Linked DNA regions of Homo sapiens: all the other regions are linked to region 1. The links are chromatin contacts, found by Hi-C or POLR2A ChIA-PET in ENCODE. All regions are on one chromosome and are shown on one strand. The core of a region is the stretch at or near the end of the contact, and the rest is flanking DNA. Distances in the headings are between cores, read along the strand shown. Region 1 overlaps PDE4B (phosphodiesterase 4B). Region 2 overlaps IL12RB2 (interleukin 12 receptor subunit beta 2). Region 3 has its middle 6.3 kb from the start of MIR101-1.

Region 1 (4,503 bases), core at 208-2,707:
GGCCACTAAGTTTTGTTTGCAATGTCTGATCTTAAGAACAGCGATAGGTGAAATTGTGTTATGCTGAGGGGTATTTGGGAATTACATAAGTGCAGTCTACATGCAACTGGTAGAGAGTTAACTGTGTTTGGTGGAGGAAAAGCAAGCATCTTTCATCTTTACTTCATCTAGGTAGGGTTGTGCTTTTTTAGTTTGTTTGTTTTCCTTAATCCTTTAAATTTTGAAGAAAACTGAGTGATTCAAATCTCCTAAAAGACTTTCTCAAATGTACTTCATAGCCTAGAGAGTTAGCTAAGAAACATCGTCCTCTGTTTGGCCCAAATTTCTCTGATCCCTTAATGCTGGCCACAGTCCAGATGGAATTCCAGAATTTTAGAGAATGGTGCTGCCAGGTAGGTTAGTCTTGTAAATTATTTTCCTCCAAGAATTACTAGAAGATGGAATAAGTTCAGCAGAAGTTTTACAAGGCAATGGTATTGTTATTTAAGATGAAAAGGATGGCTAGTGAACCTCCTGCCAGCTGCCCAAATTCGATTAGACATGTTAGAGCTAGCCGTTTTGCTTAACAACAGATTGCCTTCTTAGAATTGTTCATTAATTTTGTGTTTCAATTTTCATCACCTCCTGAATTAGAAGAATTGTCTTACACTTCAGCAAAATGCATCAGAGCATGAGTTCCTCAGTGGCAAAACAGTCAGATGTTTTGAAAACAGGATGCTTTGGCTCTCCATTATAAAAAGAGGAACGGAAAGAGAAACAGTATAGAAAGGAAGAAAGCAAATAGCCTCAGCAGGGTCCCCAGCCCAACAACGGCATAAACAGTGACCTATCTTCCTGACCTTCACTGTGGCTCAGTTCCTGACCTCGTGTCACCAAAGCCAACCAACGTCATTAGAGGAGGATAGGAGGAATGGCGCAGCTGCTGTGAGGGTGACTACAATTTCCTGTCTCCTTCCTGACAGACGCAGTCAGTAAAGTACAGGGTTGCAACAACAGTGGCTGAGGAAGGACCAACCCAGAACAATCCCAGGGAGGCGTAATTGTGACTGGCGGGGAATGGGGAGGTGTTCCTTCCCTCATTGTACTGAGAAACCTAGTCTTTCACCTAGAATTTTCAGGTGAAAAACGTCAAAAGGGTCATTCTTACCCAGAATGCTAAATGTTTTTCAAAAGATGAACATACTGTGGTATTCAGAAAAGCTATATTCAAGCAACTAGTCACTGTCTTCACTTCCCCCACAAACGCCCTCCACTGTCCTTTTCATTCTCCATTGGTTTGGCTCTGGGGCTGTTTTATATGCAGAACAAAGGTTGGGTGCTGCTGGGTGAAAATGGATATTCTGTTGTTGAAGAGTGGCCCTGTGTATTAGTACTTTTTTTTTAGAATGAAGCATTAGGACTTAGCACTTGAGTAAATGTTTGCTAAGATAGAAATGGAAGATAGATGGTCCTTCTTCTCTTAAGGCATTGTGAAGTCGGCTACAGATAACCATCATGAGGAAGTGAGTCCTCCTGGCTATGCAGGCTTATTTTTCCAGTTCTTCAGGTGCAGCCATACTACAGTACTAAACATGGAGCACAAAGGCAACTAATTGCCAGTGCTCTTGGGTTTGCAGGATAAAGTCACACTATTCTACCAGGCCCCGAGCCAGCTGGGAATTAGGCTGCATGACACTGGATGGTGATCATGACAGGCTGATTGCCCTAATGAGGGGTGAACCATTTTGTATTTAACTAAATAATCAATAACTATGGAAAATGCCAGCTCCTGCAGAACTGACAGGAAATAGATCTTACTGGCCAATGGATTCATCTTAGAACTCTGTAAGAGAGAGGGTAGACAGGCGCTCAGTCCTTGAAAGGAATATTCATGCCACTTTTGCCTAAAATGTAATGATATGATTACAGCAGTGCCGCCCTTAGCATAAGATGCATCCATTTGCTGGGCCCTGTGCTGTAATCAGAGGGCCTTAGCCTGGCCTTCCTTCTGCTGCCCTCCACCCAAGGAAGTAAGGAGTTGGCCGGGCCAAGGGAGCAGCTTTGCTCCCCTCTCTAAACTACATTTTGCATCTGCTGGACCCCCACATTCTCTGTCCAAATGGCTTTGAACCCACTTCCCGGCCACACAAGCCTCTTCCTGGGATGTGCTGCAGGCATACACACCCTTAGGCCTAAGGAGTTTAACCAAGAGGCAGCAATGAGAGGTGTGAAGAGACTTGTGTAGGAGGAACTTGGGTAAGCAGGCTGCGGTCCAGGGCTCACGACGGCTGCTCACAGGTCCCTGGAGATGGAAGGACATGGGGAAAGAGGAGGGCCAACCCATATCCAAGGAGTTCAAGAATTCTAAATTCAACCTGACCTTCCAGGCTGTTATGGAGGGATATCTGTCAAGGTAAAGGAGATAGCTCAATGTATATCTTTGTATATTTAGACTTACAGTGTGTGGCCCCACACATGTTAGAGGTGACCCTGGATTAGAGGGCAGAATAGAATTAAAATCAGTTCTGGTAGCCAGGTGGGCACTCACACATTTTTTTGGTTCAACTTTTCTCTCTTTACTGCTCAGATTTATATAGACTAAATTATGGAGGGAGCAAAATAAAGTGAAAAGAGCCTAGGAATAAGCCATGAGTTTGAGTTCTAGCCCTGCCTTTACTTAGGTATAGTAATATAGACAATAAAACTATTTGGAATCTTTCCATATTCTCTTCTATAAAACAAAATAATTGGAAAAGACCCAGCTCTTCAGTTTATTGATTGAATAATATTAGTAAACAACAGAACTACCTTTACAGGTGTATGCAAACATTGTGCTAAGCTCTTTACCTCATTCTGTAATCAATATTCACAGTAACACTTTGAAATAGGTACTGTTATTATTCCTGCTTTACAGATGAGTAAAGTGAGGCATACAAAGTTGAAATAACTTGCTTAAGGTAAATCATAGAGCCAGGATTCATATCCAGTCCATCTGACTTACCATCAATGATCCCAATGAGGCATATAAAGAAAGAAAAAAGTTTAGAGTTATTTAATAATTCTTCTAAGGGGATTTTGGATTGGTTGGTGGGTGATCTTGTTCTTTCAACTGTGGCAAGCATTATTAGTGAGGCCTAGTTCAAATTTATATTCTGTAGCTACCATACTCACAGCCTCTAGGATGGCCATTAATTGCCCTAAGCTCAGTCTTCTTGCCTGGGAAGCAGTGTAAGGGGAAAGAGCAATCGCAATTATAGAAAATGGTTATAAAGTGCTCATAAAAATGCAAATAATAGTATTAAACTAATCCATTGCCTATTTCAGATCAATTTGCTCACTTCACTATCTGTTTCTTAAAATTCTCCAACATAGCCTAAGATAAGATAGTAAAGGTCTGTTCAAAGCACTGTAGACTAACCCCAAATTCCCTTTTTCCCTGCTTCTCAAAATAAAAAGGGAAATAGAGATAAGCTATTCTTGGCCGGGCGCGGTGGCTCACGCCTGTAATCCCAGCACTTTGGGAGGCCGAGGCGGGCGGATCACAAGGTCAGGATATCGAGACCATCCCGGCTAAAACGGTGAAACCCCGTCTCTACTAAAAATACAAAAAAATTAGCCGGGCGTAGTGGCGGGCGCCTGTAGTCCCAGCTACTTGGGAGGCTGAGGCAGGAGAATGGCGTGAACCCGGGAGGCGGAGCTTGCAGTGAGCCGAGATCCCGCCACTGCACTCCAGCCTGGGCGACAGAGCGAGACTCCGTCTCAAAAAAAAAAAAAAAAAAAGAGATAAGTTATTCTTATTTTTTAATTTATATGATCATTCAAATGATTTGGGCAATTTCATTATATGCCACAACCTTTCCAAGGCATGGAACATGACCATAAAACAGAGAATTAATGCTTCAGTAATATGTAAGGGAAATTTTTGGAAGTAACATGTCCACTGTTTTCCTTGGGCATTGTCTTCAAATAAAGATGAAAGAGAAGATTAAGCTATTTATTCTTTGTCATTGTTTCAGTTACTCTTTCTATGACAAAATGGAGTTGTATTAGTGAGTATTAGTATTAGTGCAATTCAGTATTCCAAGTTCTAGTCTTCTCAAAACTTAGCAAATCAAAGAGTTTGAAAGTTATTTGGTGCTTTGTAGTAAGTTTGATTTGTAATCTGTTTTGTTTTATTCAAATAGTTCTTCATTGGTTTTAACAGAACCATTTCTTTACTCAATGGTAATCCATTTGGCCCAATCTTTCTGCCTAACTCACTTGAAAGTCCTCAAGTGAGCAAGTCTCTAAAAAACAAACAGAAATGAAGAGGACATTGCCTTTGATTGTTTTACCTCTGGCTACCTGATAAGAGAGCATAATAGTCTCAAAATCTGATAAATAAATCATTTTAAGGGGAGTATCTTTCTCCACATTGGGGAAAAAATAATAGTTATGTTTAGATTGTCAAATGTAAATGTAAATGTAGAACACTAGTCTTCAAAAATAGAATTCAACCCGTTAGCAGAATAAATGTTTAGTCTC
Region 2 (4,834 bases), core at 1,699-4,198, 1.0 Mb after region 1:
ACTTTTTAGAGACTCATGCAGATTCAACTAATGATTTCTCTCCCATGAAGGTATACATTGCAGGTAGGCACCATTAACATTTCAGTTTACTTGCAATTTACCTTGTGAAAAGAATATAATTCTAGAATTTGATTCTTAGCTCTGTAATAATCTGTTAGGTTGTGGATTTTTAATGAGTCAGTGAGTGTCCCCTTTAGATTTCTTACCAATATGTAATTAACTGAAGACATGTACTGCTGTGGTACAAGTCAACTGGCTTTGACACTGAGCACACCCGGGTTTCCAAACCCTGATTTTACAAATGTCTGGATTATCTAGTTTGTGGAGTAGTCAGGTCTTGGTCAATGTAGTGAACTGTAATGGGAAAAGCAGGGTCTTCGGGGAAAGCAAGACCTGGGTCCAGTCCTCAGCTTTGCCATTTACCAGACCCAGGTCTTTTGTAAATCATTTAACTTTTGCCAGCCTCCTTGTCCTCAGCTGTAAAGCAGATGTAATCATATGCACCCTTGCGTTGTGTGAGGGTTAAACGAGATGATGTATATAGTGTCCGGACACCACCTGACAGTAGGTGGTTAGTGAACGTCATATCCCCTTTCCTTTGTTGCCTGTGCTTTTTTTCTTTTTGCATCTAAGCTAGCAGATAGAAGTCCCAGGTTTGATTCCTGGGCCACTCTTCATATTCCTGGAGAATTAAGAGCATTTTCAAAATGTTTTACATAAGTGTTGCTTACCTCTAAGTCCTCACTGCAAAGGTAAATACTACTGCAAAGGAGAGAAAAGAAAAGAAGTGAATGTTTAGAAAAAAACAAAAAAGAAAGTAGAGCAAGAAAGGCAGGAAAAGGAAGTAATGAAGGAGAGGATAGAACAAAAAGAAGGCCCAACTGATGGGGGATGGAAGTATCGCAGAGAAACCATTAGCTTTCTCAGAGCCAGGCACCTGCACGGTGCAGAGCCAAGGCTATGGGCTCTGGGATAAAACGGATTTGTGTTCAAAGCCTGGCATCTCTGATGATTAGTTCTGGGACCTTAAGCAAGTTCCTTAACCTTTCAGCACTTCAGTTTTCAAATGCGGGAAACAGCAAGAGCTACACTTGCTGAGCACTCACCATGTGTCAGCACGCTCCACTGAAATTCCCACTCCACCCTGTGTGATATGTGGAATTATCACCCTCATCTGACAGATGAGGGAGCTAGCCGAAGGATGTGGTTAGCATTTGTTCAAAGTCACAGAGCTGGGCTTACCCCGCAGACCTGGCTCTGAAGCTCACACTGACTACTGCAGGAGGAGGGGAGATGGAGCTGTGGATGGGCCCACACAGCACCTGCCCTCTACATGTGGGTACTTACGCTCCCTTTCTTTCTCTTTTGCTCTTCTCTTATCTCCTGTTATCCAGGTGGTGGGACTTAATTTTCTAGAAATTTCCATCTGGTTAGATGGAACTTTCTAACCTAGGAAAAAACCCCAGCGCAGCCTCCCCTCAAATACACTCTAAGTTTCACTGTTGAGGAAATTAGCTTGGTGCAGCTGAAGCCTGTTTTCAGGAGTTGTTTCTGCTGGTTCCACTCCTGGCTGTAAATCAAAACAAATCTAAGTGACTTGATGGTAGAGGAAACAAAATGACTTCACTCACTCACGTGAGCATGAACTCATGCACACACACACTCACACTTACACATACAGGAGTTGATTATTTAGTCTCTTTGCAAGTATGTTTGGTTGAAATTAAGTTGGGCCATATTTGACCATTGTCTTACAGATTGGTGGTTATTTATTTAATCAGTTCAGCCTGTGTTTTGGCATTAAATAGATAATATCACATGATTTGTTCATTCATTACTTAACAATTATTAGGAGCCTATTATATTCTAAGTGCTGCGCTGGGTATGTGGCATATTAAATGAGATAGGACTTCCCTTTAAGTACATCATTGTCTAATGATCACACACCAAATAATTGTACTATACCATGATAAGTCTAGGAATGGAGATGAACACAAGGTTTGTCATTTATATTAGTGTATTTTTACAAGACCAAAAAGTGTTTTTCTATATGAGTTGTATCTTCTCTGTTGAGAATTCTTTCTGCATTCTAGTAAAAAAAAAAAAAAAAGAAAAGAAAAGAAAAGAAAAGAACCACATATACTTTATTTTTATTTTTTTGCTCTGTCTTATGGTGCTAAAGCCACATGTACTTTCCTTGGGTTATTTTAATAACACATGTTTTAAGAGTAAGTTAAGGCCGGGTGCAGTGGCTCATGCCTATGTAATCCCGGCACTTTGGGAGGCCAAGGTGGGTGGATCTCTTGAGCTCAGGAGTTCAAGACCAGCCGGGGCAACATGATGAAAGCCTGTCTGTATAAAAAATACAGAAATTAGCCAGGCGTGGTGGTACGCACCTGTAGTCCCAGCTATGTGGGAGGCTGAGGCAGGAGGATTGCTTGAGCCTGGGAGGTGGAGGTTGCAGTGAGCTGAGATCGTGCCACTGCATCACTGCATTCCAGCCGAGGCAACAGAGCAAGATCCTGTCTCAAAAAAAAAAAAAAAAAAAAAAAAAAAAAAAAAAAAAGTAAGTTAAGAAACAAATTCCTCATCATTTTTTTTTAAATTTGTTTTTAAGGTAACCTTGTTTTTCTGACTTTTTGGCCAAAGATATATATGTTCATTGTTAAACAAGAAAAAGAAAAAATACTGGGACACACACAAATAATTGAAGTTATCCTCTAATTCTACTCTTCCAGAATTGTTTACTGAATGACCAGTTAACTTTCAAAGTAGTAAATATATGAAAATATGTCTTTTTTTCTCCTTTGAAACAGAGCCTACTGGGATGTTAGATGTCTGGTACATGAAACGGCACATTGACTACAGTAGACAACAGATTTCTCTTTTCTGGAAGGTGAGTTTTAAGCGTCAACTTAAAACTCAAGGGAATAAAACTGAAGGCAGAAAAAGACCTATTTGCATAGTGGCTTTTATATGAAGCTTCAATGATTTTGCTAGAGCTCATTTTCTCACATTCATGACACACCACAGTGTCATGTGCCTTTGGTGGATAGGGGTGAGAGCTGAGTTCCTTCTTCCACACAGTCACATCGTTTCAATCCCACTTCCTATAAGATCAAGGTCTTTTTCCATCCCTGGCATTTCCACCCTCTGACCCCAACTACTTCATCTCTTCTGACTGTTGTCCCCTTTCTGCCCACCCCCACCTCTCCTACATAAATATGCCCAGCAGTAACCATGTCACTTCACTTATTCACTCTTTGGGAAACAAAAGATGAAAAAGCTGTGGATGTGGATATTTAATAATGTTTGTTAAGTCATTGAAGAGGGAGAAGGAGGAAAGAAAGCTGCTCTACTTTAGGAATAGTAATAGTGGTAGAAAATAATACAAACAGGCCAGGTGCAGTGGCTCACGCCTGTAATCCCAGCACTTTGGGAGGCCAAGGCAGGCGGATCACTTGAGGTCAGGGGTTAGAGACCAGCCTGGCCAGCATGGTGAAACCCCGTCTCTACTGAAAATACAAAAATTAGCCGGGCATGGTGGCATGCGCCTGTAATCCCAGCTACTGGGGAGGCTGAGGCACGAGAATCACTTGAACCCGGGAGGCAGGGGTTGCAGTGAGCCAAGATCATGCCACTGCACTCGAGCTTGGGTGACAGAGTGAGACTACGTTTCAAAAAAAAAAAAAAAAGAAAATCATACAAACAGGAATAGAAAGCAGCCCTTCCTCAGGAATGGTAATAAAACAGTAGTAAATTAGACAACTTTCCAGAAAACAGTGAAGCCTGACATTATCATAGAATGCGAAAGTTTCACAAAGCACTGAAAGCTGGCATTACCATTTTATTTAATCCTCACAAAAATCCCCTGAGGTAAGTACTGGTACGCCCACTTACCAGTGAATGAGAAAACGAATGAATGAGTGAATGAAAAAACGAGTATCAGAGAGAGGAAAGAGAGGAAGTTCTTGCCCAAAGTCACCCAGCTACTGAGCACAGACCTGAGACTGAAACCTTATCCAGAACTGCTGCATCGTGACTCATCTTTGTTGAAGGAAAATGCTGTGCGATTCGAATTGAGCTACTGATTGGCATGCTCATAAGAGGTTTCCTGGTGAACTGCACTCTTTATTTCTCAGGACTCACATCCTCTTCACTACACCTCTTCCAGTTGAGGATAGAAAGTTTTGGAATTATGAATCTGAATGAGCACAAAACCAGAAGAGTAAGAATAACAATTATAAAGTCCTCTGATGGGGTTCACATGATGGGTTTTGATCATTGCACACTTCTTCAGTTTTAAGAAATGAGTGATTTCTTCTTCTTTCTCCTCCCTGTCTCTCTCACACACACATAAAACGTCTGGTATAAGAAGAGACTACTATAAATAGCCTGGTGAATCATGATCAGGCTCTTCACTTTGAAACTAACACTGCAGCTCAAAATTTATTTTAAAATGAATCTACTTTCAATAGCAAGACAATTCTCAAAGCAGGACATTTAGAACAGCCATAATTTGTGAATATTATAGAAGAACCCAGCCTAATTATTTCCTTTTCACGAGCAAGTGACTGGTTAAAACCAAAATTCCTCCTCTCATGTAAAGGTTTCTCCTCCAAAAATGTCCTCAACAGTGATCTGGAAAGATATGCTACGTGTTAATCTATTCCACGCCTCTCAACTCAAGGGTTTCTCTCAGTAGAATGAGGGTAATGATACAGGTATCTGCAAAGCTGACAAGACCATTGTGGGGATCAGCAAATGAGAGGACACAAATGTAAAAATCACAAGGGCCACCAGTGTAAAATTCAGCAGTGCTGCATGATGCGTG
Region 3 (4,337 bases), core at 830-3,329, 1.3 Mb before region 1:
TAGTAACACATGCCACAGTGGCACTGCACTCATTAAGTGCTGTGTTGTATACTGCAATTTAATTTGGTGCTGTTTATATCTTATTTCCTCAAGTCAACAGGACTCTTTCTAAAAAAGTCAGAAACTGTTTTACTCATGTCCCTTCACAACACTTAGTGGTCATTTCCACAAAATGCTAGCTCAACAGATACTTGATTGATTGATTAATTGATGAACCTCTCCATTTCTCAGGGAGCCTCTAAACAGTTATCAACAAGAGTATGTTTAATTCCAGTCTCTGTCTATATGGTCTTAGGTGAGGTGTTTGGCAGTTTGTCATCTATAAAATAAAGGGATAGCACCGAATAGCTCCTAAGTTCCTTCCAGTGCAATTTCTGAATCTCATTAGACAAAACAAAACCCAAAGACAGCACTACCTCTATTCACGTTAGCATTGTACTTTTTTTGGAGGAAAGGAGTCAGCAGCCTTGTGGGCCCAAATGCCACGAGTGGAGCCGTGATTTGGTGGGGAGGGGGACAGAAAGTAGATGAAGCAAAGAAAAAATAAATGGAAGTGAGTGACAGATGAGTAGAATCACTAAAATGCCACCAGGTGTCACAATTGTTACTTTGCCACACATTGTTTTCCGGTACCTTTTGCTATGTTCAGGATCCTTTTACAAAAGCAGCAATAGCCGGGTATGTGGGTATCCCAATTTTCCCATGACACCCCTGCTAGCCGTTCTAGAACCCTGGACTTTTACACTAATCTCCCTAATATAACAGTAATAATGTAATACTTGGGGTCCCCAATCATCACATGGAACACAGCAGTGGAAAATAGAAACACAAACATGAAATAACAATATTTCATACAGTCACCACTTTTGAAATTAATCCATGGGGCTAGGCACAGTGGCTCATGCCTGTAATCCCAGCAGTTTGGGAGGCCAAGGCGGATGGATCACCCGAGCTTAGGAGTTCAAGACCAGCCTGGCCAACGTGGGGAAACCCCATCTCTACTAAAAATACAAAAAATCTGCCGGGCGTGGTGGCACACACCTGTAGTCCCAGCTACTCTGGAGGCTGAGACAAGAGGATCGCTTGAACCTGGGAGGTGGAGGTTGCAGTGAGCCAAGATCGCGTCACTGCACTCCAGCCTGGAAGACAGAGAGAGACTCTATCTCAAAAAAAAAAAAAAAAAAAGAAAGAAAAAAAGAAAAGAAATTAATTCATAGATGAAAAGGAGTAATGCAGGCCTGAGCTGTCCAATGAAGTATATAATGCAAGCTACACATGTAATTTTTAATTCTCTAGTAGCCACACTAATAAACAGGTGGAATTAATAGCATATTCATTTAACCCAATATATCTAAAATATTATCATCTGAACATGGAATCAACATAAAATTAATGGGCTATTCTACTTTTTTTGCATTCTTTGAAATCTGAAGATTACTTTGCACTTACATATCCCAATTCTAAATTTTCATCAAAATACTTAATTTGCGTTTGGATTTCAAAACACTTAGTTTCAAAAGTAGATGCGTAAGCTCAAGTATGTTTCCAAATATAAATAAGCTTTCCAATAACTAAATCAAGTTATCAAAGTCTAAAATTAAATAAAATTTAAAATTGAGCTCTTCCTCACCCTAGCCATATTTCAGGTGGTTAATAGCCACGTGGCTAGTGGCTACCATATTAGGGCAGGTATCCTGTCTCTGTCACCTGGATTCTTTTAAACCCGAACCAGAGTAAAAGATGTTACCCCATCAACCAGAAAGTCATCTTACAGCACCCACCAAGTGCTCAAATTATACCAAGTATTTTCTGCTCCACTTCCAATCTTTAAGTTGTCAACACTTCAGTGATTATCGTTTATTAGGTAGCCCTTCCAAAAGACTGAGTATTTTAGCTCAGAGAGGAAAGCATATCTCAATTCAGGGACTGAATGGAGACACTGAGTGAGATTCAAAGACAAGAAGTTAATTTCCAAGGTAGAGGTGGAAAATCCTGACATCCTTACTTCTTTGTCCAGGGTATCAGTCACCTACAAAAGTTACAATTATTGTTTATCACAATTATTGTTTATGAGCCTCTCAACTTACATACTCACAGCAGCTGTCACTGCATCCTCAGGTTCTCTGTCTTCAAGTGCCCTCCTAGCTTCCTGAAACAACCTTCTCTATCTAGAGCAGATTCTGCAGAGAGGCCCCTCTTTAATTCATATTCTGAAACGTGCTTGTTATTGTTGACGTACAAAAACTTATGAATAATTCAATAAATGAATCTTGAACCATCCTATTTATCATTCAGTGGTCTAGGTACCCAACTCTAGAGGAAAGCTTTTCTGAAATACACGGTAAGTATCCCCCAACCCTCCCTCAAAGGAACCAATTATGAACACTATACAGTCTTCTCTCCCTTCTCACTCCCCATGTCAAAGTTCATTGTGTTCCTCCTGCAGCTGATTTAAAAGTTGATCTTTTCAAGGAGCTGGATTCCTAAGGTAGTTCTATTTTGAGCCTTCTTCCTGTTCTGAAGCTAAAGTTGGAAGGGCTTAGGTGGTGATGTCATGGAAGGGAGACTGTTGGTTTTTATAGGAGGGTCTTCTCTGGCAACTCTGGGGATGCTCAAATGGGGAAAACTCAGAGTGTTACTTTTGATCTTTTCCCCCCTCCTTCCCTTTATAGAATATCAGCTATTCCTTAGCCAGCAAGAAAACAAGTTCAAATAAGCCTGCAAACAGATTTACATATTTTACATGCTAAACATCTAATAAATGAAAAGACTGAGAAAAAGAAAAATGCCTCACTGTAAGGAACAGAGGGTGACAACCTCTTTCTCCACCCCTCTCCCCAAATATCTATCACAGAACAAGGGGCAAAGAGGAGGGGAGGGTCGACTGGTAAGCAGAATAAAGGGATTATAAAGCTAGGAGGCTTTTAGAGGGAAACGCTGTTGGAATATTCAGGACAGGAGACCCTTGGGTCCCTGCTCTTCCTCTGTGTTTTCCTCCCTTTTGGAATGGTTAGACTTGGGCTGGGTGTGTCTTCTGCTTGGGAGGCGTTTTTTTTGGCGCTGGAAAAGCAAAAGGGGCCAGGGTGGGGCCTGGGGAAAGAAAGCCAGAGACAGGCTGCTTAGGCCTGGCTCTGGGTTAAGCTTAAGGGGAAAATAAAGGGGGCTACGGAGGGACAGCAGATTCCATTAGAAGACCCAGAGGGGAATAAAAAACAGCGCACTGGCCAAAGGGGGTCACTTCTCTCTCTCCCTCAACCTAGGCCCAGGAGCTATTTGCTGGTTGGTGGGGGACAGGTCCAGAGGGAAGAGAAAATCCCAAAACATCTGCAGATCACAACTTGCCGGGGGAAAGGGGGGCTGGGGACAGACATGCCAAATTAAATCAGCAGGTGAAAGCAGCAATTTTTGGCCAATGCTGGGATTGCGGAGAGGACTAACTAAGAACCCTGGAGAGCAGGGGATTCCCTGGTTTCTCAGCTCACCTCTCCTTCAAAGCAGGGATAAGCACAGGTGTGGTCTTTCTCCAGGAAGGTGGCAGCTGGCGTGCGGGTAGCAGAGTGAGGGAAAGAATTCCTCGCACAGGAAGGCAGGGAGAAGCCCTGGGGTCAGCTGCGGCCAGGAGCCGGCGTCTCCGCCAAGTCCCCTCCCCCTTCCTGAAAACCGACCTGGACCAGCACAAATTACAGCAAAGCACCCCTCTCCCCAATAATGTTTCTAATAAAAGAAACAGACTCTCATGCCTATATTAAAAAACCACGAGCTCTAGCTGATGGAAATAAACAGGTGAGCCCGGGGAGAAGCGGGAAAACACTGGGAATGGGAGAATGAAGGGGGAGAAGGCGTTCCCGAACGTGCAGAGAAACCGAGGCTTCCCCGCCCTCCCTCCACCCTCCTCCCCTCCGGCCGGGGAGAATCTGCGTGGCAGGGTGCAAGCTAAAAATGCCACTGACGGACCCCTCTTCCCGCCCCGTGCCCGTTCTCCCTCCTACCCCAGACTCCAGCGTCCCGGCCTCGTGGTAGCGCCCGGTCCCCGGCGCCGCGCGGGGCTCGCCCTCTCTCCGGACCGCCGCCGCCGCGGGGACTCCGGTCTTCCTCTCTTCTCCCTCCCTCCTCCTCCTCCTCCGGCACCGCCGCCTCCTCCTCTTAGACTCCTCCCGCCGGATCCTTCATGTAAACAACATCCAGGCTCTATTTACAGTCGCCGCCGGACGGCAAGGGACCCACGCCAGCACCCTGGACGCGGGCGGGGGCGGGGGAAAAGCGAGTGCGCAACATTTACACACACACCCCGCCCCTCCGCGCCGCTCCCCTCCGGGGGCCGAGCCAGGCGCCCGGGG

Evidence for each region. Hi-C counts contacts between places; a loop is a spot of excess contacts on that map. ChIA-PET counts read pairs that join two places held with the same protein, here RNA polymerase II (POLR2A). Pooled maps may share reads with other maps.
Region 2: a map of naive thymus-derived CD4-positive, alpha-beta T cell shows a loop between it and region 1 (2.9-fold over the local background). The contact joins two enhancer-like sites. A Hi-C loop is called at or near these places in 1 of 168 maps with a recorded cell type or tissue (naive thymus-derived CD4-positive, alpha-beta T cell), 1 of 37 single-sample maps with no recorded cell type and 9 of 50 pooled maps. POLR2A ChIA-PET finds 5 or more read pairs at or near these places in 2 of 52 experiments (activated CD4-positive, alpha-beta T cell and activated T-cell).
Region 3: a loop to region 1 is called in a map of naive thymus-derived CD4-positive, alpha-beta T cell, with 4 times the contacts of the local background. The contact joins two enhancer-like sites. A Hi-C loop is called at or near these places in 2 of 168 maps with a recorded cell type or tissue (CD4-positive, alpha-beta memory T cell and naive thymus-derived CD4-positive, alpha-beta T cell), 2 of 37 single-sample maps with no recorded cell type and 13 of 50 pooled maps. POLR2A ChIA-PET finds 5 or more read pairs at or near these places in 1 of 52 experiments (activated CD4-positive, alpha-beta T cell).

Annotation. Positions count from the first base shown.
Region 1 is chr1:66,335,279-66,339,781 of GRCh38, forward strand. All of the region lies in intron 8 of PDE4B (phosphodiesterase 4B), which reads left to right. Among named protein-coding and RNA genes, the nearest start is that of SGIP1, 200 kb to the right of the region's middle. RefSeq lists enhancers at 1,658-1,707, 1,768-1,817. Within about 2 kb of position 1,458, at least 32 of the 41 ENCODE cell types and tissues checked have a DNase peak (open chromatin) inside an H3K27ac peak, as active enhancers do.
Region 2 is chr1:67,335,808-67,340,641 of GRCh38, forward strand. IL12RB2 (interleukin 12 receptor subunit beta 2) reads left to right here. Exons shown (of 17, transcript NM_001374259.2): 9 at 2,817-2,896. Among named protein-coding and RNA genes, the nearest start is that of IL12RB2, 30 kb to the left of the region's middle. RefSeq lists an enhancer at 3,099-3,178. Within about 2 kb of position 2,949, at least 4 of the 41 ENCODE cell types and tissues checked have a DNase peak (open chromatin) inside an H3K27ac peak, as active enhancers do.
Region 3 is chr1:65,062,639-65,066,975 of GRCh38, forward strand. It overlaps a transcript of JAK1 not described here. Among named protein-coding and RNA genes, the nearest start is that of MIR101-1, 6.3 kb to the left of the region's middle. RefSeq lists a silencer at 4,237-4,337. Within about 2 kb of position 2,080, at least 3 of the 41 ENCODE cell types and tissues checked have a DNase peak (open chromatin) inside an H3K27ac peak, as active enhancers do.